Regions from separate parts of the Mus musculus genome. Here all the other regions are linked to region 4. The links are chromatin loops, found by intact Hi-C in ENCODE. Cell type or tissue: heart. All regions are shown on one strand. Each heading gives the region's core, and the rest is flanking DNA. Links, peaks and the distances in the headings are about the cores only. Region 1 has its middle 17 kb from the start of Ttll4. Region 2 holds the start of Rnf25 (ring finger protein 25). Region 3 holds the start of Cyp27a1 (cytochrome P450, family 27, subfamily a, polypeptide 1). Region 4 has its middle 10 kb from the start of Prkag3. Region 5 holds the start of Ttll4 (tubulin tyrosine ligase-like family, member 4).

Region 1 (5,925 bases), core at 1,300-5,299, 120 kb after region 4:
CAAAGCATATACTCCCTTCTGAAGAACTCTGCCCCAGCCCTCCATGCTGCTGCCAACTGGCCCTTGTTACCTTGGGGCCCAATTAAAGCCATTGAATTTAATTCATCTAATTGAGCAGTAGCTTCTCCAACACTAAGGTCTGGCACAAGGAAAAGGGCAAGAACAAAACTCTTCAAATGTGCTGGTGCCCCTCTCACCAGTTTGCGTCTTATAGAGCTGGTAAAGGGCATATCTTCTGGACCTTCCCATTGTGGAGGATTAGGTTTTACACAACGTATCCACTCTAGCATTTCCCTGATTCTTAAAATCCCTTCACCAACACTAAGCCAAGGAATATCAGGTATCTCCAACTCTTTTTCAGTAGGTCATCTCTTGATAAATGCTTTAGCCAACCATTCAAACAAACTTCTAACACCTTTTTTTTTTTTAACTGTGGGAGCTTCCACATTAAACCTAGAATCTACACTCAGAGGGCTCATGTCAATAAACTCAGCCTGCTCTAGTTTTATGTTCCTTCCACCATTATCCCATACCCTTAAAATCCATTCCCACACATATTCCCCAGAGTTCTGCTTGGATGAATTAGCACACTCATTAAGCTCCTTAGTAGTATAGCGCATTTCCTCATGGACTACACTTTCTGCCTCCCTCTAGGGGCCTGTTTTGCCTTGAGTCTGATTATAGGTCTAGAAGAAACTATTGGTGGGCCTTGAGAAACATCAATATTGTCTTGTCTGGCATTTTCTTCAGAGAAAATCAGTGCTGGTTTATCAGACTCTAAGGGATAACTTTCTCATGTGAAAAAGGCATTATTTCAAGGGGTGGAGCTAAGGGTACTACCTCCTCAAGTGGAGTAAACCCTTGAGAATCTGAAGATTCAAAGTTCTCAGCTTCAACGGGGTCCTTCCGCACATCCCCATCCCAAGTTATAGGATCCCATTCTTTGCCAATCAATGCCCTTACTTTAACTCCTGACACCCCCTAAGGCTGAGACTTGAATTTTCGCTGTAACTCAGCCAACCTTATAATGAGGGCTTCAGTTTGATTTTCTGCAACTTGAGCTCTATGGCTGCTGGAGAGAAGATGCTCTTCAAGGGCACACTTAGCAACTTTTAGATTTGTTTACTTGCATCTGGAGCTGTTCAATTTTATCATACAACTCCATCTTTTCCTTCATTATTTTTTCCAGAGATACTAAGAGCAACCAGTCAGCAAAATCATTTTCCGATCTTTCTCCCAACTTGTAGAATGTTTGGGAAAGTTCACCTAATTCATCAAGAAAATCGAAGGCATTAGCTTCTTTAAGCTTGAAATATAGTTTCAACCACTGGGTCTTCAGTATTCTCCAAAATTCCAGGAAAGAGGTTTCAGTAGTTGAAGGTGCTGGTGAATTATTAAACCAACTCCAGATTTTTTGTGGGGGGTGGAGTTTCAAGACAGGGTTTCTCTGTATAGCCCTGGCTGTCCTGGAACTCATTTTGTAAACCAGGCTGGCCTCGAACTCAGAAATCTGCCTGCCTCTGCCTCCTGAGTGCTGGCATTAAAGGTGTGCACCACCACACCTGGCTTCAACTCCAGATTATTAAAAGATTCATCCTTATACTTCTGCTCCTCTTAAACCACTCCTGGTGCCAACTTCTGTATAAGTCAGGGTTATCTAGAGTCACAGAATTTATGGGTAGACTCTATATAGTAAGGAAGTTTGTTGTTGACTTAAAGTCTGTTGTCCAACTCCCCAACAATGGTCAGCAGCAGCTGTGAATGGAAGTCCAAGGATCTAGCAGTTGCTCTATCCCACAAAGTAAGCAGACAAAGAAGAGAGTCTTCCTTCTTCCAATGTCCTTATGTAGGTCTCCAGCAGAAGGTGTGGCCCAAATTAATGGTGTGTACCACTACACCTGGATCTGGGACTTGCTTTGTCCCAGGCTGACCTTGAACTCAGAGATCTCCTTGCCTCAGTCTTCTGGATTTAAAGGCGTGTACTACTTTGCCTGGGCCTAAGCTTTTCACGGCCACTATGCCTCAAGTTCTCCATGCCAAGATCCAGGTCAGAAACTTGTGTCTTCCAGCCTCAAGATCTGGATCACAGGAGAGCCTTCTAATTCTGGATCACTCCAGACTATAGTCGAGTTGACAATCAGGAATAGCCACTACAGATGCCTTCACCCCCAGACAGCAGGGAGCAATTTAAAGAAAACGACATGCTCATTCCCCAGAAGTGGGGTGGGTTGTTTTGGACTTTTGGTGGGTTGTGGATATTAGTTGTCATTTAGGGGGGTTGATGATAAGTTGTTATTGTTCTTGGTCAGGGAGGAAACAAAGTAAAAGAGGTTAGATTCCGGGATCTCTTTCTCTCTGTCATTTTCTCTCCTCTATCCCTGGTTCTCTTCTATCATTAGGGGAAGGGGGGAGGGAATGAAAGGACAAAGGGAAGATAAAAGGATGGGAGGAAAAGAAGGGTGGATTATATCTACTTTGAGACTAAGGAAGCAATGAGTCTCAAATATTTTAGATTGGTATAAAATTTTTGTATGATAGAAATTTAAGGTTATATTTGCTACAACATACTGTATATATGATTGAATTATTGTTTAAGGTATATATGCTTATGCAACTTATTTAAATATATAACTCATTCTAATCCTATAGAACCTACTATTGTAAACTGTTTAGGATAATTAAGAAATGCAAGTCAATAGCTAGTCACATGTTAATTACAAGAATAAGCTTTATTTAGCCTCTTGTATATGTTTTCAAAGTTAACAGAAAGTATACATCTAGAAACAAACAACATTTCTCTGTTTAGATATACTTTAGTTGGATAGGTGGTCCTCAAATACTGGAGAATATGGTAGGTAAGATGCTTTAACAATAAAACACTTTTCTGACAGACATGCTAGCTCCCACCAGCACCTCTGTTCTACTCTGAAGAAGATGATGGGCACCAAAGAAACCGCTATCTGGAGTTTGTTTCAAATGTGGCAAAGCTGGCTACTGGGTAAAAAACTGCCCCTTACTGGAGAATATGCTGTCCAAACTGTAAACATCAAGACACAGGGAAGTCATTGACATGCTTTCCTGAGACAGAACAGGACAGTCCTTCCAAATTCCTGCTTCACAGAAAGATCTGTCAGATCTTCTTGGCCTGGCAGCCAAAGATGGATGCCACAACAACACAGAGTAGCCTTGGGTGACACTCTCTCTCTCTCTCTCTCTTTCTCTCTCTCTCTCTGTGTGTGTGTGTGTGTGTTTGTATATATATATATATACAAGTGCATATCCACCACAGCACTACTGTAGGTTAGAGGACAGCTCTCAAGAGTCAGTTCTCTCCTGCCACCTAGTGGGATTCCTGGATTGAATCCAGGTGATCAGACCTCTAGCTGCTACTCTCCTCTGTGACAAAATACTAGCATGACCCTGGACAAAGGGTGGGCTGAGGTTCTCTGCACTATTCTTACTTTCCTTTAACTTTCAGATTATTTTGAATAGCTTTTTAAACAACAATAGTAACAATTAAAAAAAAAGAAAGAAAGAAATGCACAGAGCAATCCAGTACAGAAAAATGCTCGTGACAGCTCACTGTGTAAACTCATGCATGGATCAGGGGCTTATGGTGTCACTTTCTCTAGTTTTGTGATTGAAAACTTTAAGCCTTCTTCCACTCCTGGAAAAGTTAAAACACTCATACACACAGAACCAACACTGGTGCAGATTCTTCAGCCTTTCAGACATTCTCCAAATTCCACGCTGTCAGACTGCTCACTCCAAGCTCTCCACACTGTGACAGCACTTCAAGCATCAATTGCTGGATAAAGAAGTTGCTGATATACTGCTAAATGTGTGCTCCCAAAGACAAGGGGCCCCTTCTCTTACTGTCTATCCTTACAGTCAATTATTGTTCATAAAATTTGTGTAGAGCAGATAAATGATTTCAAGCTTGTATTTAATGAACTGTCTGAATATGAGAATATTTCACAAGCTCCTCCTGATCCTTTATGGAAAAAAATAGGCTTTAACATAGAGTACATGTCATCTAATTGAGTTGTTTGCCAAAGGTGCTCCACGGGATTCCCCCAAACAACTCAGGCTGTTGCCAAGACAACAATAGGTTGTTCTCTGCAAACTGACAGTACACCCACATAACTAGTTGAACATGAAGATATGGTAACCAGCTAGAGACTTCACCCCTATACATATTTGTTACAGGAAAGTACAACGATACTGTCAAAAGAGAAATATAAACACCAAGCCAGTCACAAATGTTCTATCTACAGTGGTGTATTACCTGTAAGATATGATAGGGCAATGGTGACACAAAGCTTATTGGAATAACTAACCAATAACTGATCTGACTTACTTAGGCCCACTCAATGAGACAGAACTCATACCTGACACTGCTTTTAGGCAACAAAGAATCTGAGACTAAATATCCCAAGCACGTGGGGCAAAACCAAAATAATACTGATCTAAAAAAAATTGGTGATAAAAATGACTCCTAAGCCGGGCGTGGTTGCACACGCCTTTAATCCCAGCACACGGGAGGCAGAGGCAAGTGGATTTCTGAGTTCGAGGCTGGCCTGGTCTACAAAGTGAGTTCCAGGACAGCCAGGGCTACACAGAGAAACACTGTCTCGAAAAACCAAAAAAAAAAAAAAAAAGACTCCTAATGACGTTCTGCTATACTTTTAGATCAGTGCCTTGTTCAACCCTCATCGGAGAAGCTTCCTCCAGCAGCAGATGGGAACAGTACAGAGGCCCACAGACAGACAGTATGCAGAGAGGGAGAGACCTTGCAACACTCAGTGCTAAATGGGATGTCTCCTTCAAATCCCTCCCCTCAGAGCTCAGGGAGACAGAAAGTGTAAGAGCCGGGGACAGAGGACACCAAGGAAAGAAGGCCTTCCAAATCAACATGAGCAGAGCTCATATGGACTCACAGGGCCTGAAGCAGCAAGCACAGGATCTGCGTGGGTCTGTACCAGGCCCTCTGGGCAGTTTTTATAGAATTCCTGAGCATGCGAATGAGTGGATCTCGACTTCTGTGATCTCTCTTACTCCTTTACTTCTGTCTATTGGCTTCGATGTGATAGCTTTTGTTTCATCTTATTACATTTTATTGTTATATGTTTTGCATGAATGAATGAATGTAAACCTGGCTACTAAGATAAAGGTTAGCAATGGAGCTGTCCTTTATACCTGCTGGGAGGAGGAAAATCAGTTTCCTCCAATGGAATGGCACTAGATATAACAACCACTCAGGGCAGGTCTAATGTTCAGGAGTAGTTGATTGACTGACAAAAATGTGGGCTCCTCAGTTTGTTTTTTATATGCACTTTTATTTGGTTACAGTTTGGTGTTTGTTTTGTTGTTGTTTTTGCTTTTGTAGGTGATGTATATTGTTTTCTGGGTTTTGAGCATTCTATTGTTCTATCAGGGTTTTGGTTTGTTCTTTTAAGAAAGAACTTAGCTAGGCAGTGGTGGCACATGCCTTTAATCCCAGCACTTGGAAGGTAGAGGCAGGTTGATTTCTGAGTTCAAGGCCAGCCTGGTCTACAGAGTGAGTTCCAGGACAGCGAGGGATACACAGAGAAGCCCGGTCTCAGAAAAAAAGAAAGAAAGAAAGAGAGAGAGAGAGGGAGGGAGGGAGGGAGGGAGGGAGGGAGGGAGGAGAGAGAGAGAGAGAGAGAGAGAAGGAATGAAAGAACAAACTTAAAGTCAGGTGAGTATGGAGGAGAGGATCTGGAAGGACTTGGGGGAGGGGACAAATATGATCAAAATATATTTAAATGTAAAAACTCTTTTAAATAATAAAAATACCGTATTTATGGGCTGGCCATATAACTCACTTGGTAGAGTATTTGCCTAGCATACATGAAACCATAGATTGGATACCTGGTACCAGACATTATGTGGTAGATTCAA
Region 2 (5,925 bases), core at 1,336-5,335, 160 kb after region 4:
GAATCCTAGCCTAATGGTAAGCTTCTCTTACTGCTCTAAGACTGGCCATTCTTCCTTAAAGGCATAATAACCAACATCCACAACATTAATAGTGGCTATTTATCATTTTCATGAATTAAACTATTAATCTTCAAATAGCCTTACAAGGTAGATATTATTATTATCTTCATTTTACCAATGAAGAAACTAAACACAGGCTGGGGAGATGGCTCAGTGGTTAAGAGCACAGACTGTTCTTCCAGAGATCCTGAGTTCCATTCCCAGCAACCACATGGTGACTCACAACTATCTTTAATGGGATCCGATGCCCTCTTCTGGTGTGTCTGAAGATAGCGATAGTGTAATCATATAAATAAAATTTAATTAAAATAGAATAAAAAAACACATTTAAGAAGAATTGTAAGGGGCTGAAGAGATGGCTCCGTGGCTAAGAGCACTGGCTGCTCTTCTAGAGGTCCTGAGTTCAATTCCCAGCAACCACATGGTGGCTCACAACCATTTATAAGGAGATCTGATGCCCTCTTCTGGCCTGCAGGTATTTATGCAGCAGAGACTCATACATTAATAAAATAAAATAAAATAAAATAAAATAAAATAAGAATTGTCAGGGCTGAGAAGATGGCTTTCTTGGTGAAATGCCCACTGCACAATTGTGAGGACTTGAGTTTGGGTTCTCAGCATCAACGCATCAACGTTAAAAGCTGGGCCTGGCGTCTCACATCTATAGCCCTGATGTTTTGGGGAGGGGGTAAAGATCCCTAGAGCTTGCTGGCGAGCCAGTCCAGCCAATCATCAATAGTCTTCAGGCTCAGTAAGAGATCGACTTTCAAAACATTGAAAGCAATGGAAGAAGACAGCAACCTTAACCTCTGGACTCTACATGCATGCACATGTGTGAGCACACGCACCTACACATACGTGCACATACACAAACATACCCTCATACGTACACACACTATAAAGAGAAAGGCAGACACATACGCACACGTACACATAAGCCGACTCTTGACACCCTCAGCTTGCATCTTAGCTCTTCACCGAGACAGAGATTCAAGGTGTGGGAACATTTGAGCCAGGAAGCATACCTGGTCTTCAGGAAGTTTTCCATCATCTTCCAGAATCTGAAAGAGTTCTCCTTCAGCGTAGTCTGTCACCACCACCACCTGTGAGGAGAAGGCAACATGACACTGAAAGAACAGTCACGCACTCTGTGGTTGGGAAATGCCTGGGGTCCTTGGGCTTGGAGAGAGGCAACCCAAGCCCAATACCGTCAAAACATACCTCTTTGTCAGTCTCAAAGCTGTCGAGCATATGCACAATGTTGGGATGCCACAGACCCCGCATGATTTCAATCTCTCGTTGCAGATTCCTCAGCTCTTTCTCTGAGCGCCCCAGTTTGGGGATGAACTTCAAGGCCACCACCTGCCAGTGGTAAAGTGAAGAGTCAAGGCCTAACTACACCATCAAGAAGTGCAAAGAAACTCTCATACTGGCTGAGCTGCCAGAGACACTCTCCATTCTGTCAGGCTGCCTCTAAGCAGCGCTGTAAGTGTGAGGTGTCCGGCTTGCATGGGCTATCACACATGCTGGGGCGGGCTTTGGTGTTACAGCTGTCTGTGAGTCATTTCTGATCCTGTAAGTAAACCGTCACTTATACTTGTTTAAGAAACCCCAATAAAACTCACTGGTGTGCTCTCTCTCTCTCTCTCTCTCTCTGTGCAAATATTTCAAGCTTTATCTTAGAGCTCCACAACTCAAGACTTATACTTCTTGATCAACTCTTAGTATAAATGTGAACACATACTTACCCCCCACCTCAACCCCCCCCCCCCCCCGGGTACTATGGATGTACTCTGGCTTTGTCAGCCCATCACTAAAGGGAAACAGTTACTGGCAAATAGATTCCTTTGATGGGACTCTGGGAGAGGTTTTCTGACCTAAGCAAAGGACTCAGCGTGAGATTTGGGGAAAGGAGAAGGAAAAGGTAAAGATGGAAGACCAGATTTCAAGGTGTTATCTTTTCTTAGGTAATACAAAGAACAGTGATCATTTTTGTCATTCAGTAGGTGTCAGGCATTGTATTAAGTGATTAAGTGTGAAACACATTTGATCCTCAGACCCTATCAATATTCCTCCATTGTACTGTTTGGGAAATGGAAGCATGGGATGTTAGGTAGTTTGTTCCTAGTTCTAAGGCTGGGATCTGATTCCAAGAAGTCAAATTTCTGGGCCTGTATACCCTAGGAAGTATGCTGGTGTCAGGGTCTAGAAATAAACACCGTGCAGCCCTTCTGTCCCACGTTTTTACTGGACACGTGGGTCACCAAATCCCATTTAAAAGATATCCTTGTCTACTACCTGAGCACTGTATTTTTTTCGGCCCTTATACACTCTCCCAAAAGAGCCTTCTCCAATCATCTCCAAAACGTGGTACTTTTCCATGGCAAGGGTTTCGGGGTCTCTCAGAAGGTAGAAAGAAGACGGTGACAAAGAGCTATAGATCCAGGGGTAGTTCCACACATCTGGGAGGCCTGGCTCATAACATGGGAGAAAGATACACGTTATCAACCTTGCTTTGTTCTATTTTTCACAATAACCAAGGCCTCAAAATCATGACCAGGGTGGAAAGATGATCAGGTCTTAGTGTCTCCAGCCCCACCCCCACCTCCCCACCCAGGTTAGGTGCCCATAGCACACCGGTGTTCCCTTTCCCCTCTCCACCAGCGATGCTCACACGCTCCTTCTATACTCTCCCAGGTTCCTGACACCCTCAGCTTGCCCAGCACCGCCACTCTGGCCCCGAGCAGAGGTCCCCTAACTTGCTCCCAGTCTAGACGCTCCAAGCTCCCCAGGCTGAGTTCAGGCTAGTTGCTCGGGGCCTCCCAGCTGCCTGCGTTACTTTTCTCCATTCCTCATTGATGCTCTCGTTAGTTTCCCCACTCTTACCAGTTTTACTCCCTGGAACTGATTAGAAGTTTAAAGGACAAAGCTCTCAGAGGTGTGTGACAGATGCGAACCGCCCATTGGCACTTTGTAGGGCACTTCTGTCGCTTGGCTAGCAGGCCCCACAAAGGATCTAGAGTCTTCAGTTGCCTAGAAACGGCGTCAGCTTTCTTTTACTCCGCCCCGCCCTAGTTTTCCGCCTCTAACTTCCCAAAAGGTGTTTCCGGTTCCGGCCAAGAGCCGGAGAAGACATGGCGGCGTCTGCGTCGACAGCTGCTGGGGAAGAGGACTGGTAACTTTGGGTCATAGGTTTTGGCTGGCTGCCTGGATCTGGTGCCGGGAACTAGCAACAGCTTCGGACCGTCCGAACCACGGGCATAAAGGGTGGATCAAGGGGCGAGGGATAGAAGAGACATCCTTTCGTAGGCGAGCTACTGGACCGGGAACGGAGGGAGGAGGGACGCTGATCTGAGAAGGGACTGGGTCTACGGCGGCCTTGCCAGCTGGGCCCACGCCTTATCGACCCCATTGCTCCCTACTACGGGCCTACCCCTCCCCACTTCTCCCTGATGTGATTTTTCTGGGCCCTGGAGGATGGCTTCTCATCACACCTCCCGCCTCTCGGAACGGACGCCCTCCTCGTGCCCCTAGGATCCTGCCCCTTGGACCAGTCCATTTCTGCCTACGCGTTCCTCAATCTTCCCATATTCCTGATAGCACTAATAACTATTGTCAGAAAAGCCTTACTCCCCTCATAAGCTCTCCTATTCTCTCGAGCATTCTTAATAAGAAACCAAAAGCCTTTAAAGACTTTGGGTTTTGGACATAAGATAAAAATGTGCTCACTCCATATTTAATTAGCTTGATGTGATGCTGACCAAACCAGCTAGCTCCTGCGAGTCAGTGTCAGCTATTAAAAAAAAAAAAAAGTGGGTGTGGCATTACCTCATAGAGTAGTTGGGAAGATGGATCACCATGGATTCGTAATATCCATAGGCCTGCTTTTCATTAATTGCTGAAGTATAAAACCTCAAGAGACCAAAGGACATCTGTCTGAGTTAAGGCCTTATACTGTTAGTATTAGGACAGCCTATTTCGGACCCCCATCCCCACCCCACCCCCACCTCCACCTGTAACCTATGACCTTATTTACATTTAGGTCTGTATCTTACATCCAAGGCTCAGGTGACCTAAGGTGGGCAAAGTACTGAAGGAAGTCTTAACTGAGACTGCACCTCTGTGTTCCGTTGGTTTAGGGAGCCCAGCCAGACTAGTGCTTTTCACTGTTGTGAGTGACTTCTAAGATTATGAAGGGACACCTGAGCCATGACAGAGTAGCAGTGGCTGCATTGGTCTATAGCAGCCAGAATGTCTTTTAGTAGTAGTAGTAGTAGTAGTAGTAGTAGTAGTAGTAGTAGTAGTAGTAGTAAAATAAGCTTTAAGAAGAATGCTAATAATAACCATCACTATAGAAATGATACTGGGGTGTGCTTCCTCTAGATGGAGAGGAAATGTATAAGAAAGTGGATACAGGTTTCATATCACCTGGGTAGGGCTGTGGACAATCACTCTTCTTGGATGTCATTACAGCTGTTTTTTCTATGTTTAAATGTGAACCCTCTGATTTATATCGGGGCCATGAACTCTGATCAGGGCTAACTAGGCATCCAGGGTTATGTGCACACTCAGTCCTCAGACTGCCCTTCTCGGTTTCCTTTTAAAGGGAGGGGGTAGATCACCTAGACTAGATACTGTGTCTCAGACATTTGTGCACTTTATATAAACAAATCATTTATCTCTTACAGTAGCCCTAGTGAGTATGCTCTATTATCACTAGGTGGTAGACAGTGTAACTCAGGTTTCTAAATATAAGTAACCTGACCACATAGCTTGGTAAGTAGTTTCTGCTCTACTATTAGCTACAAGGCTTATGACTCTTTCTAATGCAATATAGCTTTTATACTACCTAGACCTGTTCAACCTGATATGTCCTTTGAGGATGCTTAGACTGGCTGGTGCTGGCAAGGTTATTGGCAGTACTCAGAACACAGGGATCCATGCTAAACAGTTGTATAGGTAGGCAGCAGTAGTATTGATAACCTTGTTAATAATGAATGGGTGTCATATATGTAGGACAGAGGGAAACCCACTAAAGGATAACTTAAGCTGTAGAAATTTAAGCAGGGAACCAGGACCTGGCTCTGATTGGTCCCATTCCTCCTGGGTTAAGGTTTGGTTAGTTTTAACTCTCTGAGAATGTGTTTTCTCAAGTTAGCAGTGTGATCTCTAAAAATTTAATTCCCATGCTTTCTACCTGGCCAGTCAACTACTTGAAGAAATATTTCCCCATGTTAAAAAATAATTTGGCCAGAGAATGTATTCAGGCAGATTTTTTTTTTAAGTCAGACTTCATCAACCTTGGCAGCTTCAGCAGGAAGAGCTGCAATGGTGACTCAGTCTCCCCCTTACTCTCCAGGGTCCTTCCCTCTGAAGTTGAAGTATTAGAGTCTATCTATCTGGATGAGCTACAGGTGATGAAAGGGAATGGCAGGTACGTATTCAGCTAGGGGTGGGCAGGGGTCTCAGCCGTGAGAGAGTTCTGCACAGAATCTGGACTTAGGATACGATGAGCCTCCCCTCACAGAGGTGAAGTTTAACTACTATTCCTTTAATTGCCCCCCCCACGCCCCCCGCCGCCGCCACCACCACAGAGAAACAAGTCCAGCGTGCATTCCTCTACCTGCTTTACTGTCTCGCCCCCTCCTCCTTAGCTCTCAAGCCCCTGCCTAGTCACATCCTTCGTTTTCACTTCATCCCCCTGCAGATCACCATGGGAGATCTTTATCACTCTGCACCCTGCCACCGCAGAGGTCCAAGATTCGCAGTTTGTCTGCTTTACTCTGGTTCTTCGGATCCCAGTCCAGGTGATTCTTCTTCCACACAGTAGCAGATGGAGGCGAGGGGAGAGTCCCTAGAGCGGGC
Region 3 (5,925 bases), core at 1,134-5,133, 47 kb after region 4:
GTTAGGCCAGCCTGGTCTACAGAGTGAGTTCCAGGACAGCCAGCCAATGTAGTCTTTTCCCATAGTCTCACTACTGCTCTGACCACATGACCTCTCTCTTCCTTGTCACAGGCAAGCTCGTGTCATGTGATGCCACTCGCCACAATACATACAGTAACAAGACCTGAATCAGAAGCTAGCTAAATGGAGCCATCCATTTGGAGTTTCCATTTCCAAAATCGTGAACAAAATAAACCTTTTCTTTACAACGCAGTCACTCTTCAGCGCTGTGTTACGGTTAAACCAAACAGCCTAAGATTCGGGAGCAGATCATGACCAAAGGAGACTCAACTATAGGAGTTCTCCACCTCAGCATGTAAGACTGTTTAAACGACAAGCCAATGCTAACGATACAGAGCAACACATGGTCTTCCGCAGTGATGCTGTTGCCCTGTTTTAAGGAAGTGCCACACTCTCCTAACTCACAGCAGCCCCAAGCACAGGAAGTGAGGATTAATGTATTCCTCATGGGCAGCTCAGATTCATACGATCAAGATGTTTAGAGTCCTGACACTGCCGCCATCTGTACCTGTTTAAAAGGCCATTCACAGGGCTGTGTGGATGGAGCAGCAGGCAAGTTTTCTTGATGCTCTACATGGGACCTGAGTCTGGTTCCTGGTACTCATGAACTACCTGTAACTCCAGTTCTCACAGATCCTCCTCTGGTCTCTTCATACAAACAGACACGAACACTCAAACACACACACACACACACACACACACACACACACACACACACACACACAGAAATAAAATAAATCATTAAAAAAAAAATCTACTTCTGGGCCATGATGGTCTTTATATACAGAATCCCAGCACTCAGGAGGCTGAGGCAGGAGGAAAGAGTTAAAGCCAATCTAGACTATATAGGAAAACATTGTCTTAGCAAACAGCCAAAACTCTATATATTCACGGGTTTACTTCCCCATTCTCCTTACAAAGCTATCTAGAATTACATCTTGAGCAAATCCCCCTGAGGAAGCTTCAGTCCCTAGACCCTAGGCATCAGGCATTCCCCAGGCCTCTCAATTTCTAGAGGTTGAAATCAAGCTAGAGAACTTAGAGGACCTTTCAACTCCTTTGTTTCTTGGCCTAGAGATTATCAGGTCTGCAGGAAATAGCTCATATTCCCTCTCTCTTTGTGTGTGTCTCTCTATCTCTGTCGTCTCTCTCCCTCTCTCCCTCTACCCTCTCTCCCTCCCTTCCTCCCTCCCCCCTCCCTTCTGTTCTCACTATGTAGCACTGGCTAGCCTATGTAGCATGGGCTAGCCTGTAATTTATACAGATTCTAATGCCTCTCCCTCCTGATTTCTGGGATTAAAGGTAAGTGTTGCGCCACCATGCCAGGCTTCCTGCTTGCTTGCTTGCTTGCTTGCTTGCTTGCTTGCTTGCTTGCTTGCTTGCTTACAATTTGTATTCTTTTTAACTATGCACGTGTGTGTCAGCAGGTATGTGCTCATGAGTGCATGGTCCTGGAAGGGCAGAGACATCAGATTCCCCTGGGTGGTTGTAAACTGACTGACAAGGGTGCTGACTGACTCAGGTCCTCTGGAAAAGAGAGATGTCCTCCTAACCATGGAGCCCTCTCTCCAGTCCCAGGGAATGGTTTGTTTTGCTTTGTTATTTTAAATCATCTCTCAGTACCTCCTGAGTCTGACAGGGATAGCTACACAGACAAACTTTCCTGGCTGCTGGATTTCTCTTTCTCTGTCCCCATCCTCACCCTCCTCTCCGTCTGGCAGGGTGTCGAGGTGCAATTACATCAGAAATTCCTTTGCCTGCTCCCTAATGTGTTTTCTTTCACTCCCTGAGAAGCAATCTTTTTTTGTTTTTTGTTTTTTTCTTCTGTGGACAAATGTGTCCTACAGATTGCAAAGTAGCTTCCAAAGTTAACTCCTTTGGAAGAAGCAGGAGGGGAATGGCATCTCTGAAGTAACAGGGTTCCCCCAACACCGGGCACTGTATACACTAGCATGAGTCATTCTCTCCCAACGCAACCTCTTCCTTTCCCAACTTGTGCCCACCACATTGATGATGATCTCTTGATCGGTGACACCCATCGCCTGTTTTAGCTCAAAGGATTCTCTCTGCACCCTGCATGCCCTTCCAGTTTATGGCTCGAGCCTCAGACAGTGGCGAGCTAAGTTCTATTTACTGTTTATCCCTCTTCTCTCCCATAGCCAGCTTCTTTTTCTGTCCCAGTGCCCAGACCCAGGTGGCGATGCCTCTGTCCGATGGTTACCTGGAGGTCGGGCAAGTGCAGCACATAGCCTTGTAGAAATAGCTGGAATAAAAATTGTAGCGTTCCGGTCCCCGGAAGCTCCGCCGGACTCCGCAGGCGCGGCCGGTCTTGACCTGTTCCTGGACCCTCCGTACTCTCCTGTGCCTGGAGGGCTGCAGGGATCGTGGCCTTGGCTCTGGCCCCTTGTGGGCAGAGGCCACGGCCCACCACACGCGGGTCCAGGAGCGTCCATCTCAGCCTCGTGCGGCTCCACGCAGCCATGGATCGTGCCCGAGAAGCCAAGAGTTTAGATCCAGAGACTATGAGCCCTATCCAGGCAAGGAGGCAGACAGAACTCGGGCTTTGCGACCTGGCGACTTTAAAGGCAGAGGTGGTCCCGGGGCGGGCCAATAGAGGACTAGCCAGATCCTTTCATAACCCCTTCCAATCAGGATCTGTCCTGAACACACAAACGCCGCCTTCTCCAGCTGCAAGACCTCTACTAAGAAGGCAGGCAGAGGTGGACAAGATGAACTAGGGAGCTCTCTGGAGTTAGCAGCCTCCTCATCCACGGACTCTCAAGAACTTCGCTGGCTCTCAGTCGTGAGATGGAGCACAGCAGTCAACTTCCAAGTCCCTCAGGCCCCACCCAGCTAGGCTTGCCTTTGCTTGACCTGCAGAGCGCCATCTCTGGTGTCCCTCACTTTCCAGATGGCCCGGGAACGCGCTGCTGTTCCCCAGAGGCTGAAGCTGATTGTGGACCTGGGACAGCAGTCACGTGAGGCCCAGAGAGGAGGAAAAACAAAACAAATTGCGGTATTAGGGATTTTTTTTTTTTAAGAGTATCATTTCTGCTTTTGAGAACAGATTTGGGGATTTGATTTTGTTTTCTTTTTCCCGTTTTGTTTTGTTTGAAGACGTGTAGGCCAGGCTGGGCTCAATCCTCCACCTTCCTGCCCCAACCTCCAGAGTGCAGGCATTAAGGATTTTGAACCAGTTATGGTTGCGCAAGCCTCTAATTTCAGCATTTGTGAGGCAGAGGCAAGTGAACTCTGTGAGTCCCAGGTCAGCCTGGTCTACATAGCAAGTTCCAGGTCAGCTAGAGGTAGATAATCAAACTCTGTCTCAAAAAACAAAAAACAAAAAACAAAAAACAAAAAAACTAAACTAATAACAACAATTTTTTAAAAAGAGGAAGGGCTGAAGAGATGGCTGCTCTTCCAGAGGGGAAGTTCACAGCCTCCGAAACCCCTCTGTGTGCACCAAGCATGCAAGTGGCACACAGACAATATGCAGGAAACACACCCATACACATACCATAAGTTTTTAAATTTGTATTTTTAAAAAGGACTGCCTACCTACATGGCCTGGCTTCAGACTATTCCAATAAAGCAAAAAGAATAAAATGGGACAGAAAATTTGCCCCAAAGGGGGAAAAATAACCAAGTGTTGTTTCATGAACTGTTTTATGTATATTGGAAGTTTCGTTTTCTTTTGTTGTTGTTGGGTTGTTTGGTTGGTTTGAGACAGGGTTTCTCTGTGTAGCTCCAACTGTCCTGGACCTTGTTCTGTAGACCAGGCTGGAACTCAAGAGACCTGCCTGCTTCTGTCTCTAAGTGCTGGAATTAAAAGTGTGTACCACCGGGCTGGTGAGATGACTCAGTGGGTGAGAGCACCCAACTGCTCTTCCGAAGGTCCCAGCAACCACATGGTGGCTCACAGCCACCCATAATGAGATCTGATGCCCTCTTCTGGTGCGTCTGAAGACAGCTGCAGTGTACTTACATATAATAAGTCAATCAATCAATCAATAAATCTTTTTTAAAAAAAAAAAGTGTGTCCCACCATGCCTGGCTAGAAGTGTAGTTTTCATAAAGTTAAAAACACAGGGCTATAGATGTGGCTCAGAGCACTTGTGGCTGTTGTAGAGGACTTGGGTTTGAGTCCCACCACCTGTATGCTGAATGGACAGGTAGACACAGGTGGTTCACAACCATCCATAACTCCAGGGATCAGCTGTCCTCTTCCAATTTCCATGGCAACCAAACATGCACATAGTTCACATACATACATGCAAGGAAAAAAAATTACGTAAGATTAAAATGAATAAATCTGATTTTATTTTTTAATGAAAATGAAGACTCGTGCAAATGCAAATGCATCACAGGGACTGGGGATATGGTTCGGTGGAAGAGAACGTCCCTAGTATGATGGAGTCCTGTGCTTAATCCCCGGTATCGTCAGCCACACAGTGAGTTCTGAGGCCCACAGACATTACATGAGACCCTGTCCCAGAGGCAATAAGAAACAAGCAGAGGCTCAGTGATGATTTAATCAGGAAATGTAGAAATCAAAAAGATGGGAAAGCAGGTTCTAATATCACGTGGAGTTTTGTTTTGTTTTGTTTTTTTGCCACCCGGAAGGAGGAAGCAGGCATACTGATTTCAAATAACTCGACTGGCAGGTAATGTGGCTAGGTGTGGCGTTCTTATTGATTCTAAAGTTCATTTTTTTAAATGTTTTTTTTTTGTTTTTTGTTTTTTAATTTATTTATGTATTCATCATTGATCTCTTCAGACATACCAGAAGAGGGCATCAGACCCCATTGCAGATGGTTGTGAGCCACCATGTGGTTGTTAGGAATTGACCTCAGGGCTTCTGGAAGTCAGTGCTCTTAACCACTGAGCCATCTCTCCAGACCTAAAGTTCATCTTTTTTTTAAAATAGATATTTTCTTTATTTACATTTCAAATGCTATCCCGAAAGTTCCCTATACCCTCCCCCAGCCCTGCTCCCCTACCCACCCACTCCCACTTCTTGGCCCTAGCATTCCCCTGTACTGGGGCATATAAAGTTTGCAAGACCAAGGGGCCTCTCTTCCCAATGATGGCTGACTAGGCCATCTTCTGCTACATATGCAACTAGAGACACGTGCTCTGGGGGTACTGGTTAGTTCATATTGTTGTTCCACATATAGTGTTGCAGACTCCTTCAGCTCCTTGGGTACTTTCTCTAGTTCATCCACTGGGGGCCCTGTGTTCCATTCAATAGATGACTGTGAGCATCCACTTCTATATTTGCCAGGCACTGGCATAGCCTCACATGAGACATCTATATCAGGATCCTTTCAGCAAAATCTTGCTGGCATATGCAATAGTGTCTGTGTTTGGTGACTGATTATGGGATGGATCCCCCGGTGGGGTAGTGTCTGGATGGTCCATCCTTTTGCCTTAGCTCCAAACTTTGTAACTCCTTCCATGGGTATTTTGTTCCCTATTCTAAGGAGGAATGAAGTATCCACACATTGGTCTTCCTTCTTCTTGATTTTCTTGTGTTCTACAAATTGTATCTTGGGTATTCTAAGTTCCTGGATTAATATCCACTTATTAGTGAGTGCATATCAAGTGACTTTTTTTAAAAATATTTTTATTTATTATATGTAAGTACACTGTAGCTGTCTTCAGACACTCCAGAGGAGGGAGTCAGTCAGATCTTGTTACGGATGGTTGTGAGCCACCGGATGGTTGTGAGCCACCATGTGGTTGCTGAGATTTGAACTCCGGACCTTCAGAAGAGCAGTCGGGTGCTCTTACCCACTGAGCCATCTCACCAGCCCTCAAGTGACTTCTTTTGTGGTTGGGTTACCTCACTCAGGATGATATCTT
Region 4 (5,925 bases), core at 746-4,745:
GAGACAGTTATGGTCAGAGTTTTGCAAAATTTCTCCAAGTGTCTCTTTCTCCCTTAGCACAGGCCTGGCCCAGAGCATGTGATTCATCAAGGTCTGTGGAGACTCAAGGTGAACATGACATAGGGTCTGACATACCTGCCACCTTCCTCCTTGCCATTCTTCCCTGACCTTCAGCCTGAGGCCACAGTTATTTGTTCTGACTGTACAAGGCCCAACCATGTGGGAAGACTGTCACTGAACCCACGGACCAAACTTCTGCTTCCCTCTCTCAATGCCTCCATTCCAAATGAGCCTCAAATGGACAGAGGGCAGTTCCCACTCAGCTATGTAAGGCTCACCTTTTGGATGTATATCAGAATCACTGAGTGGAAAGAAAATGACCCCATGGCTCTTGCGTCTTAGGCCTATAAAATGGGTCAGTAACAGGATAAGTTCTCTAGATATAAATGTCATGATGACTTTGGGTTTGCTTAAAGCAACATCTGTAAAAGATGGGAAAGAATAGGGTTTGGGCACACAAAGCTTCAGCCAGTCCCCAACCCAGGAGCCCCCAGGGAGTTTGTACTGCAGGTGACCCTTTGCCAAGTTGAAATGGCCGTGTCATACCTTTGCTGTCCTTTGTCAATGGCTATATGAGTGGCCCCAGCCAGAGATGTTTTCTGTCACTGAGGCATTGACTGTAAGGAAGCTGATGATTAGAGACCTATGTCTGCTGACCGCATTCCTGGTAGCTAGTCCTTGAAGAGGAGGCTGGTTTTACTTGGCTCTGTGTTTACATGGAGCATGTGTTTGGGAGAAGAGGAAGTTAGAGCCACCGTCATCAAGAGCGACCTGTCCCACAGAGACATTACTAATGGCCTTCCCATGACCAAGGTGAACCCACAAGATGCACAGCAGGCTCAAGAATGCAGACTGTCCCTCCTCCTGATTGTTTATCTCTAGGCTTTCTGGCCCTCCCTCCCAGAGCTCTCTGTATGCCACATCCCACACTTGGCCCTGCCTTTGTCACAAGACTTAGTTGCTGCCCTCACATGGCCACTGGCTGCTCCCCTGGCACACCAAGTGTCTCCACTGCTCAGACCCTGCCCCACAATCACAGCTTATCCACCACTTTGGGTTAGTTTACTTGAAATTTCAGAAGGCAAGCAAAATCTTATTAGTTGAATTTGCAGATAGTCAGAGTATGAGCAAATTCAGAAAAATTGTTTATCAGCTATGAAAATGTAGGCAGACAGCTAGCTAGTCTGAGCCTCCCATGAGGATTTTAATATTCAGGGACAACTTCCCAGAGCTGTGTAAGGGTTAGATAGCATCCTGAATACATTGAGAAAGACCAAAACCAAAGGATACCAGGGCCAGCTATGGTGACGCATGCTTTTAATCCCAGCATTTGGGAGGCAGACACGGATGGATCTTTGTGTGTTTGAGGCCAACCTGGTCTACACAGTGAGTTCCAGGACAGCCAGAACTATGTAGAGAGATCCTGTCCCAACAACAACAAAAATACTAGGTATCTTCGCCCCCAAATCATTTGCATTTTACTTTATTTTTTCAAACATGGTCTCATATAACCCAGGCTGGCCTCAAAGTTGCTATGTAGCTGAGGCTAGCCTTAAACTCTTGACCCTCCTTCTTCTGTCTCCCAAGTGCCAGGATTACAGGTTGCTAGGAACCAAACCTGGGTCCTCTGGAAGAGCAGCATGCACTCCTAACTGCTGAGACATCTCTCTAGGCCCTTTTTTTTTTTAAGTGAAGAATTTAGGATAAAAATCAAATATTTCTGCACTAGATGAAGATAATTCCCAAAGAACCAGCGGTGTCTGATTCATTGCCTTAGAACTTTACGTTAAAATGAGACAATTTAAGGAATAAATGCTGTCATAGTAGTTTACATGGAACACAGATAAGGCAAAATTCATTACGAGTCGAGCGTGTACAGCATCTGGAGGAAACATGACCTCTGCCCAGATGCTAAATCCATGCATGAAAAGGGAGACACTTGAGGGCATCAACGGGATCTAGTGTCCCTGAGTACCTCAAAGGACAGCCCAACCTGGGCTCTCACTGTATGACAAGTCTCCTGTGTGACTGGTGCTTCTGAGAGACTGGAGGACCCATTTGGCAACTTGTGAGTCTTTGGCATTTTTTCCCCAACATTGGTGTGCTTCAGAAAAGCCAAAGTTCTGAGAGCTGAGCGCTATTTCCATTTGATCCTTTCCCCATATGACAATGAACAGTGTCTGAGTCCTAACCCAGTCTATATCCCACAATCCTTGTGTGGTGAATCCTAGAAACCAGCAGAGGGCATCATATCCCAAAGAACAGATGGCAGCCGCTGGTGATCCCTTCAGAGCCACAGAGTCTGCAAAGCTGCTTGAGTTTGGTGAGATCTCTGCGGGACTGGACCACAGCTGCTCTGATTAAAGTCCTGAGAAGGGACAGGGTGAACCAGTGGGGTCCAGGGATATTCCAGGAAAAGCTGTTTTTCTCTCTCTAGATTACTAATTGAAGCCTATCTTCAGCCATGAAGAGTAGTAGCATTCCGTTCTAGAACCACCTTCCCCTGGGGACACCACATTGAAGATAAGACTGCACTTCTCTTTCTCTTTACAAGGCATTTTTCAAAATGTTCTTTGGGAGAAAAGAAACATAGCATCATTAGAACCTTCTGAGTTCCACAGAAGACTCAACGGCATCACCTTCGCCTCCAAGTTTGAAGTGAATTTGTGATTTCAAGATGTTCCAACAAAATTAGTTGATAGGTATTATTAGTGATGGTTATTTTTTTTAAAGCAAAAATGCAAATAAAATGATTATAAGTAAGAATATTATTACTTCTCTTGCAGAGTCTGTTATGAAAAGTGGGCACTATATAAACTAACAAAGTCAAAACAGTCTGTGGGTGAGATAAACAGGAACAGTCCACGATCAGTTCTCAAAATTGATGCATATTTGGAAGCAATGCCTTGAGAACTAGAAAATCCTCCTCCTCCTCTTCCTCTTCCTCCTCTTCCTCCTCCTCCCTCTCCTTTTTCTCCTCCCCTTCCCTCCCTTCCTCTTCCACCTCCTCTTCCACCCCTCCCCCTCCCCTCTTCTTCCCCTTCCTCTTCCTCCCCCCCAGTCTCTTTCTCTTCCCTCTTCTTCCTCCTCCTCCTCTTCTTCGCTTTTCTTCCCCCTCCCCACACTTCAGACAAGGCTGGCCTCAAACTCAGAGGTTTGCTTCCCTATGCCTCCCAAGTGTTGAGATTAAAGGTGTGTGCCATGTTGCCCAGCTTGAATTATCTTTTAAAAATCATTTGTTTGTTTATTGATTGATGATTGATTGATTGATTGATTTGAGAAAGGCCGCCACCCCTTACCCATTACATAGCTAAGGATGACTTTGAACTTCTGATCCTCCTGCCTCCTCTCACAAGGGCTGAGATAACCCTTTGCCACCACTCCTGGTTTATACAGTGCTGGGCATCAAATCCAGGCCCTTCTGCATGCTAGGTAAACATTCTACATTCCCAGACTCTTTTCCATTCTCTGCTTGTCTACATTCTTTGGAATTTTCTAGTGATATGCATGTGTTACTTTGGAAACATCAACTCTGCAAGAGAGACAATATTAATTCCCATTTTAGGAATGTGAGGATCAAGGCTCAGCGAAGGACTGCTGTGATCTACTGAGAGTCACGTGGCTAGTGTCAGCATGTCCGAGGCCAGGCAGAGCAAGGATTCTGTTGATACCCTTAAACAATGAGGCTGCGCTCTATCCAAAGTCTTTGTCTTTTGGCTTTGGAATTAGGTACTGCCTAGAGCCTGGTACATGGTAAACAAACCATTGAACTCTAACTCCAGCCTTACCCAAGAGCTGGCTATTGGTTCTAGGTAAACTAGAACTGCTTAGGTGAGCTACTTGGCTGTTGGTATATTGGAGGATGCTATGGATCCATATTAGACAGTGAATTTGACCACGTTTTTTAAAAGATTTATTTCTTTATTGTATGTATGTGAGTACACTGTCACTGTCTTGAAACACTCCAGGGCGTCATTACAGATGGTTGTGAGCCACCATATGGTGGTAGGGAACGGAGCTCAAGACCTCTGGAAGAGCAGTCAGTGCTCTTAACTGCTGAACCATCGCTCTAGCCCAAATTTGACCATATTGTAACTAGGTACTCCTTGGGACCATGGCACCCCCCCCCTGAGATTTGGGCTATGGTATAAAGATATTTCTAGATACCAGCAGCTAGGCTGTAGGATATCTCCTTGCAGGATAAAGTGCAGGTAATGACGGTCTCTTCCTCTGTGGAGGTTGAAGGTGGGACATGGACCCCAGAACTGATATTGCCATCTCCATATTTGAGAAAACAAGGGCTAAGATGAAAGGAAAACATAGCACAGTTCCTTTAAATCAAATATAAGCCCTCCTTCCTCCCAATGCCCCAGGGAGCCAATCAATTTTCAAATCAGTTAAAACCTGAGCCTAGCTCCAGTCTCTAGGCTAATCCCCAACAAGACCACCATCTCCAAGTTATACCCTCAACAAGACCAGGGTCTCCAGGTTATTCCCCCAACAAACTTGCACCTCTAGGCTATAAGCCCACTCCCTGCCTAACGATCATGAATGCAAAGGGGAGCAGAAATTAAGTTTATGATATGACTTCCAGCACCAGCCAATTATGTTAAAGGCCACAGTAGCTAATTAGATGCTTGCACGCTCACCCCCGACTTGCTGCTTACTATAAAGCCTTGCCCCAATAGATATTCAGGGCTCTACCACCACCAAAGCTGTCCTGTGTGGTGGTGGTGCATTGTGGTGGGGGGAGGCAAGTTAGCTTGAATAGAATAAAGGTCCTGCTGTGAGCTGCGTCAGACAGATTGGTTCCTGCCTGTTTTTTGGGGGACCACTAACATTTCCCTGGCACTACACCTCTACCTCCCAGAGCTGGGGTTATAAGAGAGCACTATCCACATCTAGGTCCTCATGCTTAATGGAAAGTACTCTAACAACTGTTCCAGCCCTGAGCCCTCTTAAACTTATTAACTCAATTTTCTATTCTTTTGGTGATTTTCCTGGTATTATAGCATATAGTATTATATGGCAGAGTATCAAGATCTAGTTCATCCAAACTCTTTCTTTTCCCAGATAACATTAAGGTTTTTTTTAAAGATTTTATTTATTTATTATATATAAAATACACTGTAGGGCTGGTGAGATGGCTCAGTGGGTAAGAGCACCCAACTGCTCTTCCGAAGGTCCAGAGTTCAAATCCCAGCAACCACATGGTGGCTCACAACCATCCGTAACGAGACCTAGCGCCCTCTTCTGGAGTGACTGAAGACAGCTACAGTGTACTTAGATATAATAAATAAATAAATAAATATTTAACAAAAAAAAATACACTGTAGCTGTCTTCAGACACACCAGAAGAGGGCATCAGATCCCATTACAGAGGGTTGTGAGCTACCACGTGGTTGCTGGGATTTGAACTCAGGACCTCTGGAAGAGCAGTCAGTACTCTTAACCACTGAGCCATCTCTCCAGCCCAACATTAAGATTTTTAAAGTAACTTCATCTCCATTGGCCCTGCTCCTGAGTCATGTGTTGCTATTGGAAATATTTATATATTTAACCTCAGCACATTATAATTTTATTATTTATTTCTAGCTGTTTAATATTATTATTTGTAGTGATTGAACCTAGGGCCTTGTGCATGTTAGACAAATACTCTACCATTGACACAAATCCTTAGCCGTTTAGTATTTATTTATTCATCCATAGTACTAGGGATTGAAGCTATATCCTCATATATGCTAGGAAACTGCTCTACCCTCAAGCCATACTGCAGACTACTTTTTACTTCCTATTTTGAAACAGCATCTCACTAGTCACCCAGGCTGACCTTGAACTCATGACCTCATAAGGATTACAGGTCTG
Region 5 (5,925 bases), core at 1,089-5,088, 98 kb after region 4:
AAAAACAAACATCAAAATTCAGTGAATGCAGAAATATGTATGAAAATCCAGTTATCTTCTCTTTTTTTAAAGATTTATTTATTTATTATATGTAAGTACACTGTAGCTGTCTTCAGACACCATAAGAGGGAAACAGTTCTCGTTACAGATGGTTGTGAGTCACCATGTGGTTGCTGGGATTTGAACTCGGGACCTTTGGAAAAGCAGTCAGTGAGTGCTCTTAACCGCTGAGCCATCTCTCCAACCATTATCTTCTCTTAATATACAATAAAAACCACACCCAATTCTATTCTTCTCAAAAACATTTTCATTTAAAATCATTTATACTAACCATAATGTGTTAATAATAGATCTATTAATTTTTCCCACGTGGAGTAATAATTCAGTTCCTTGAGATATACCTTCTACATTTAAAAAAATCAGTACTGTGTAATATTGGAACTAGCCTGTAATCCCAGCACTGGAGAGGCAGAAATAGGTGGAGTAAAGGCAACGCCTGTTTTATAGAGGTTTTTTTTCCCCTCTATTTCTCAACCTCAATAAAGGTCTTCCTTTAACTGGCTTTTTTTCTGCGGTTCTCTGCTGTCATCTGTTGTATTCAGATTTCCCCTGCCTTTTAATTCTTAAACTGGCAGGGAAAATGAATCAATCAAGAACCCTAAACTGCATCATTTCTAGACTCTATCACTTGGTTCTAGCCAGAAATCTTTCTTGACCAACCTATCCGTCACCCACCCCTTCTATACTCTTACACACAACCCTGATGCTATTTCCCTGCTTTTTTATCTTTACAAAGAATATACTCATCTCTTCCCCTAAGAATTTTAAAAAGTGTGTATTCTCAAGCTGGACTAAGAAACTGCCAGGACTACATAGAGTCTGTCTCAAAAAACAAACAAACAACAAGAAACTATTGCTGGGATTACATAGGTGGTAACACAGAGCTTTAATCCCAGCGTTCAGGAGGCAGAGGAAGCTGGATCTCTGAGTTCGAGGTCTACAGAGAATGTTCCAGGTCAGTCAGGGCTACACAGAGAAACTCTGTCTAGAAAAACAAAACAAAACAAAACAAAAGAAGAAAGTAAGAAGAGAAAAAGAGCAAACGAACTTACTAAATACTTTTGCTCATGTTTTACTTAAAATAAGTTTTAAAATCCCATGGTCCCACAAAACCTTCCAGGCCTGAGACTTTTAATTTGGTGGTAGTGATTGACTGTCTAGAATGTGTAACTCCCAAGGTTCAATCCCTAGGACCTTAAAAAGATGGGAAGGGCAGGGCAGGCAGAGGCAGGTGCATCTCTGAGTTCAAGATCTATCGAGTGAGTTCCAGACAGCCAGGGCTGCACAGAGAAACCCTGTCTCAAAAACAAAAACAAACAAACAAAAAAACTAAAGTCACTTGGAAACTACAAGTCAGGAAATAGATTCATTTTAAGTTAAGTCTTGGGCCCTAATAAGCCCAGCTCACAGAATGGCTCCCAACAAACACAACTGAGCTCGGACCTCTGTTCAGGCCATGCTGTATCTTTCTAAAGCTACTTTGTAACTTGAATATCTTCCCACTTCTTCACTCCCTGAGAACATTTGATAACTTTCAGGGCCAGGCTTAGAGTCTAATCAGTAAATCGCTAGTAACTTTCCAGACAATAAAGGGAATAGTTTTTATGCAAATAATCTCAGTATTGCAACAATTGAAGGCATAGGATCCAACGGTACCTGCTCTTAAAGGCTCCTCCAGATTACTGCTGATTGGCCAAATCAACAGGCGCTGAAATTGAGATTCGGAATATTCAAAATGACTCCATAAAGGAAGGGTTTCAAATGCTGATTAAAACATTTCCAAGATTCAGAACCGGAATGTAAAGACTGAAGGTGGGGTGACGTATTTTTCCAAACAAATCGCGGTTAAGCGCTTCACTTCTACCACAGCACATACATCAGTATGGCAAATGCTTTCTTGATTAAAAATCTCTTGTTCTATAAACTCTCGAAAACACGTTTGTCTTGCTCACCAATGTACCCTCCCTAGGAACCTTACATAGTGGCTTCACTCGTTACCTACTTGTCGATGTTTATAAAAGCTGTAAATTATTAAATGAAAAAAAATGGCTGGATAAATGAGTTAAATTAGGATCTCAGCTTCTGGAATGTAGGAAAGTGTGTATGGATAACTCAGAGTGGGGTCAGGAAAAAGCAGGCCCTGAAAAGAGCCGGGATTTCAACCCAAGCCAGAATTTAAACCGCAGCGCGGCGGGAAAGAGGACACGCTGAAACCAGGACCGAGAAGGGTGTGGGGCTCGGGCCGCCCGAGGAGAAGCCAACGAAGTTCTCCCCGCGTGGAGGCTGCCGAGGAGGACTCGAGAGAGGGCCCGGGAGGAGGCCCCGGTCTCCGACTCACCAGAGAAAGGCGAGGTGGCGAACCGGAAGCGGGGTTGGGGGCCGGTGCCAAGGGCTGGGGCCGAGGCACGCGGGAACGGCCGGCCGGGGTCGGACACCAGCTCTGCGACCACACTCACCTACGGTACCCTACTTCGCCGCGACTGGACGCCGGCTCCGCGCCGCTTCTTCGCTGCGCCTGCTGGGCGAGCGGGCGACCTCAGGTGTCCCTAGCAACCAAGCTCCGCCACGCGACCCACGCTCTGCCGCTTTCTGTCCCACACAGAGCGCGCCCCCAGCGGACAGATCTAAGGCCAGAAAGGAATGGGAGGGGGAGGGCCCGAGGCAAGCGCGCCGAATCCCAGCCCTTGTGCAGCCTAGAGAATGGGGGGGGGGGGGGGGGGAGAAGGAGGGACTTGGGGGGAGGGAGAGAGAAAGTGCAAGGAATTTGCGCACGCGCAAACTTGTCGACACGGTGGAACTCTTGCGAGCGGAATTCTGGGAACTGTAGTCCTGCAAGTAAAGGCTCCGTTCTGGGAATCCACGATTCATTCTACCTAACCACTATGGACTCTGACCATACAGCGCCAAGACTCTATTAAAGAATTCCTACCAAAATTCCATGAGTTTGAGGCAAGTAAGAGGAAGTGGCTCAAGGCACTTTAACTCTCTCCCACTCACCTTTCCCTAAATCCAAACACGGAGCGGGACGAGACAAAGCAAGACATAACTACAACTACCAGTTTTATGGGCTTCGAGTGAGAACTTTACCTAAGTGTGAGTCCTTTCATAATCTCTCCACGCAGAATAGATCCCCCTGTTTCAGATGTCGCTGGATCTATTAAATTTAGAGAACTATAAAGTCAGCTGGATGGCAAAAGGAGCTTTCTCAAACAGGCTATGATAATTAACGATATAACTAACCTGATGAGGCCTGGGCACCGGTTGTGCACTTCTTTAACCCCACCATTCGGTAGGCTGAGGCAGGTGGATCTCTGAGTATGAGGACAGCCTGGTCTGCAGAGTGAGTTCAGATCAGCTAGGGCTATGCAGAGAAAAACTAGCCTGGTGAAAACAATTTGAACTTAGTAGCAAAATACTTAAGCAACAGTCATTGACAGATGTTGAACTATGAAAGGGTTACTTATCAATTTTAGATCAGGAAATCTAGGGCAATTATCTAGTTTGTCTCCTGATGAGATTTGGATTACACAGCAATATTTATAAAGTATGGCTTATTTTACAAAATGTTAAATTTTAACAATTTAAAAGCTGAATCTAATCAAGCATTGACTCTAACTTCAGTATACAGGATATAGAGGAAAACAATTGAGTAATGCTATAGAATCAGATAAATTCAGAATTTTAACCAATATACAGTATAAATGAACTTTCTTAGACAAAATGGGAGTGCTGGAGCTGAAGAAAAATGTTGGGAGCCGCGCCCACATTCGCCGTTACAAGATGGCGCTGACAGCTGTGTTCTAAGTGGTAAACAAATAATCTGCGCATGTGCCAAGGGTATCTTATGACTACTTGTGCTCTGCCTTCCCCGTGACGTCAACTCGGCCGATGGGCTGCAGCCAATCAGGGAGTGACACGTCCTAGGCGAAGGAGAATTCTCCTTAATAGGGACGGGGTTTCGTTTTCTCTCTCTCTTGCTTCTTGCTCTCTTGCTTCTTGCTCTCTTGCTTCTTACACTCTTGCTCCTGAAGATGTAAGCAATAAAGTTTTGCCGCAGAAGATTCTGGTCTGTGGTGTTCTTCCTGGCCGGGCGTGAGAACGCGTCTAATAACAATTGGTGCCGAATTCCGGGACGAGAAAAAACTCGGGACTGGCGCAAGGAAGATCCCTCATTCCAGAACCAGAACTGCGGGTCGCGGTAATAAAGGTTCCCGTAAAGCAGACTGTTAAGAAGGATTCAACTGTATGAATTCAGAACTTTTCAGCTGGGGAACGAGAGTACCAGTGAGTATAGCTTTACGAGGTAAGCCTGGCCTTGAACTTTCTAAGGAAATTCAAGACAGTCTATCAGAAGTAAAGTGGAAAATGGCTTTACAAGTTATGTTTGGCCTTGAATTTTTTCTAGTGTTAGAAGCCCTTTTGTTCCTTTTCACATGTTATCAAGTGGTTAAGGCAGGGCGGATTCTAGATGAAATTCAGGACAAGCTATCAGAAGTAAAGTGGGGAGAGAGAGTAGGAGCAAAGAGAAAATATGGTACACAAAATAAGTATACAGGCCTTTCCAAGGGTCTTGAACCCGAGGAAAAGTTAAGGTTAGGTAGGAATACCTGGAGAGAGATTAGAAGAAAAAGAGGAAAAAGGGAAAAGAAGAAAGATCAATTAGCGGAGGTCTCTAGGAAAAGGAGCCTGTGCTCATCGCTGGATGGGCTCGGGGAGCCAGCTCTTAGTAGCTCTGAAGCAGATGAAGAATTCTCCTCTGAGGAAACAGACTGGGAGGAAGAAGCAGCTCATTATGAGAAAAAAGGGTACCAGCCAGGTAAAGTGCTAGCTAATCAGTTAAGGAAGCCAAAAGCGGCTGGCGAAGGCCAGTTTGCTGATTGGCCTCAGGGCAGTCGGCTTCAAGGTCCGCCCTATGCGGAGCCCCCGCCCTGCGTAGTGCGTCAGCAATGCGCAGAGAGGCAATGCGCAGAGAGATGCGCAGAGAGGCAGTGCGCAGAGAGGCAGTGCGCAGACTCATTCATTCCCAGAGAGGAACAAAGGAAAATACAACAGGCATTTCCGGTCTTTGAAGGAGCCGAGGGTGGGCGTGTCCACGCTCCGGTAGAATACTTACAGATTAAAGAGCTTGCCGAGTCGGTCCGTAAATATGGAACCAATGCTAATTTTACCTTGGTGCAGTTAGACAGGCTCGCTGGCATGGCACTAACTCCTGCTGACTGGCAAACGGTTGTAAAAGCCGCTCTCCCTAGTATGGGCAAATATATGGAATGGAGAGCGCTTTGGCACGAAGCTGCACAAGCGCAGGCCCGAGCAAACGCAGCTGCTTTGACTCCAGAGCAGAGAGATTGGACTTTTGACTTGTTAACGGGTCAGGGAGCTTATTCTGCTGATCAGACAAACTACCATTGGGGAGCTTATGCCCAGATTTCTTCCACGGCTATTAGGGCCTGGAAGGCGCTCTCCCGAGCAGGTGAAACCACTGGTCAATTAACAAAAGTTGTCCAGGGACCTCAGGAATCCTTCTCAGATTTTGTGGCCAGAATGACAGAGGCAGCAGAGCGTATTTTTGGAGAGTCAGAGCAAGCTGCGCCTCTGATAGAACAGCTAATCTATGAGCAAGCCACAAAGGAGTGCCGAGCGGCCATAGCCCCAAGAAAGAACAAAGGCTTACAAGACTGGCTCAGGGTCTGTCGAGAGCTTGGGGGACCTCTCACCAATGCAGGCTTAGCGGCCGCCATCCTCCAATCTCAGAACCGCTCCATGAGCAGAAATGATCAGAGGACATGTTTTAATTGCGGAAAGCCTGGGCATTTTAAGAAAGATTGCAGAGCTCCAGATAAACAGGGAGGGACTCTCACTCTTTGC

The links. Peaks named below come from ENCODE experiments on the same cell type or tissue, not always from the same donor. Only the 100,000 strongest peaks of a DNase experiment are listed, where the experiment ranks them.
Region 1: a loop joins it to region 4, with 8 times the contacts of the local background. A loop is called at or near these places in 15 of 42 quality-filtered maps.
Region 2: a loop joins it to region 4, with 2.9 times the contacts of the local background. A loop is called at or near these places in 4 of 42 quality-filtered maps.
Region 3: it touches region 4 in a loop (2.3-fold over the local background); 11 of 42 quality-filtered maps call a loop at or near these places.
Region 5: it touches region 4 in a loop (2.3-fold over the local background); 2 of 42 quality-filtered maps call a loop at or near these places.

What each region holds. Positions count from the first base shown.
Region 1 is chr1:74,641,528-74,647,452 of GRCm38, reverse strand. No RefSeq gene overlaps it. Among named protein-coding and RNA genes, the nearest start is that of Ttll4, 17 kb to the left of the region's middle. In heart, for the core only: a CTCF peak has its summit at 3,357 (motif pointing left); no DNase peak of the experiment used is centred there; H3K4me3 peaks cover 383 bases; H3K27ac peaks cover 455 bases.
Region 2 is chr1:74,598,635-74,604,559 of GRCm38, reverse strand. It overlaps Rnf25 (ring finger protein 25), which reads left to right and starts at 3,163. Exons shown (of 10, transcript NM_021313.3): 1 at 3,163-3,235; 2 at 5,420-5,494; 3 at 5,768-5,867. The coding sequence starts at 3,195. It overlaps Stk36 (serine/threonine kinase 36), which reads right to left and starts at 3,105. Exons shown (of 27, transcript NM_175031.3): 1 at 2,947-3,105; 2 at 2,359-2,531; 3 at 1,282-1,422; 4 at 1,086-1,163. The coding sequence starts at 2,442. In heart, for the core only: no CTCF peak of the experiment used is centred there; a DNase peak (open chromatin) is centred at 3,149; H3K4me3 peaks cover 1,802 bases; H3K27ac peaks cover 1,273 bases.
Region 3 is chr1:74,710,248-74,716,172 of GRCm38, reverse strand. It overlaps Cyp27a1 (cytochrome P450, family 27, subfamily a, polypeptide 1), which reads right to left and starts at 2,638. Exons shown (of 9, transcript NM_024264.5): 1 at 2,282-2,638. The coding sequence starts at 2,542. In heart, for the core only: CTCF peaks have their summits at 2,948 and 3,993 (motif pointing left); DNase peaks (open chromatin) are centred at 1,642 and 2,772; H3K4me3 peaks cover 1,967 bases; H3K27ac peaks cover 1,546 bases.
Region 4 is chr1:74,756,412-74,762,336 of GRCm38, reverse strand. It overlaps a transcript of Wnt6 not described here. Among named protein-coding and RNA genes, the nearest start is that of Prkag3, 10 kb to the right of the region's middle. In heart, for the core only: a CTCF peak has its summit at 2,285 (motif pointing right); a DNase peak (open chromatin) is centred at 2,396; H3K27me3 peaks cover 1,194 bases.
Region 5 is chr1:74,658,481-74,664,405 of GRCm38, reverse strand. Ttll4 (tubulin tyrosine ligase-like family, member 4) reads right to left here and starts at 2,704. Exons shown (of 20, transcript NM_001014974.2): 1 at 2,517-2,704. In heart, for the core only: a CTCF peak has its summit at 2,648; a DNase peak (open chromatin) is centred at 2,715; H3K4me3 peaks cover 2,085 bases; H3K27ac peaks cover 2,087 bases.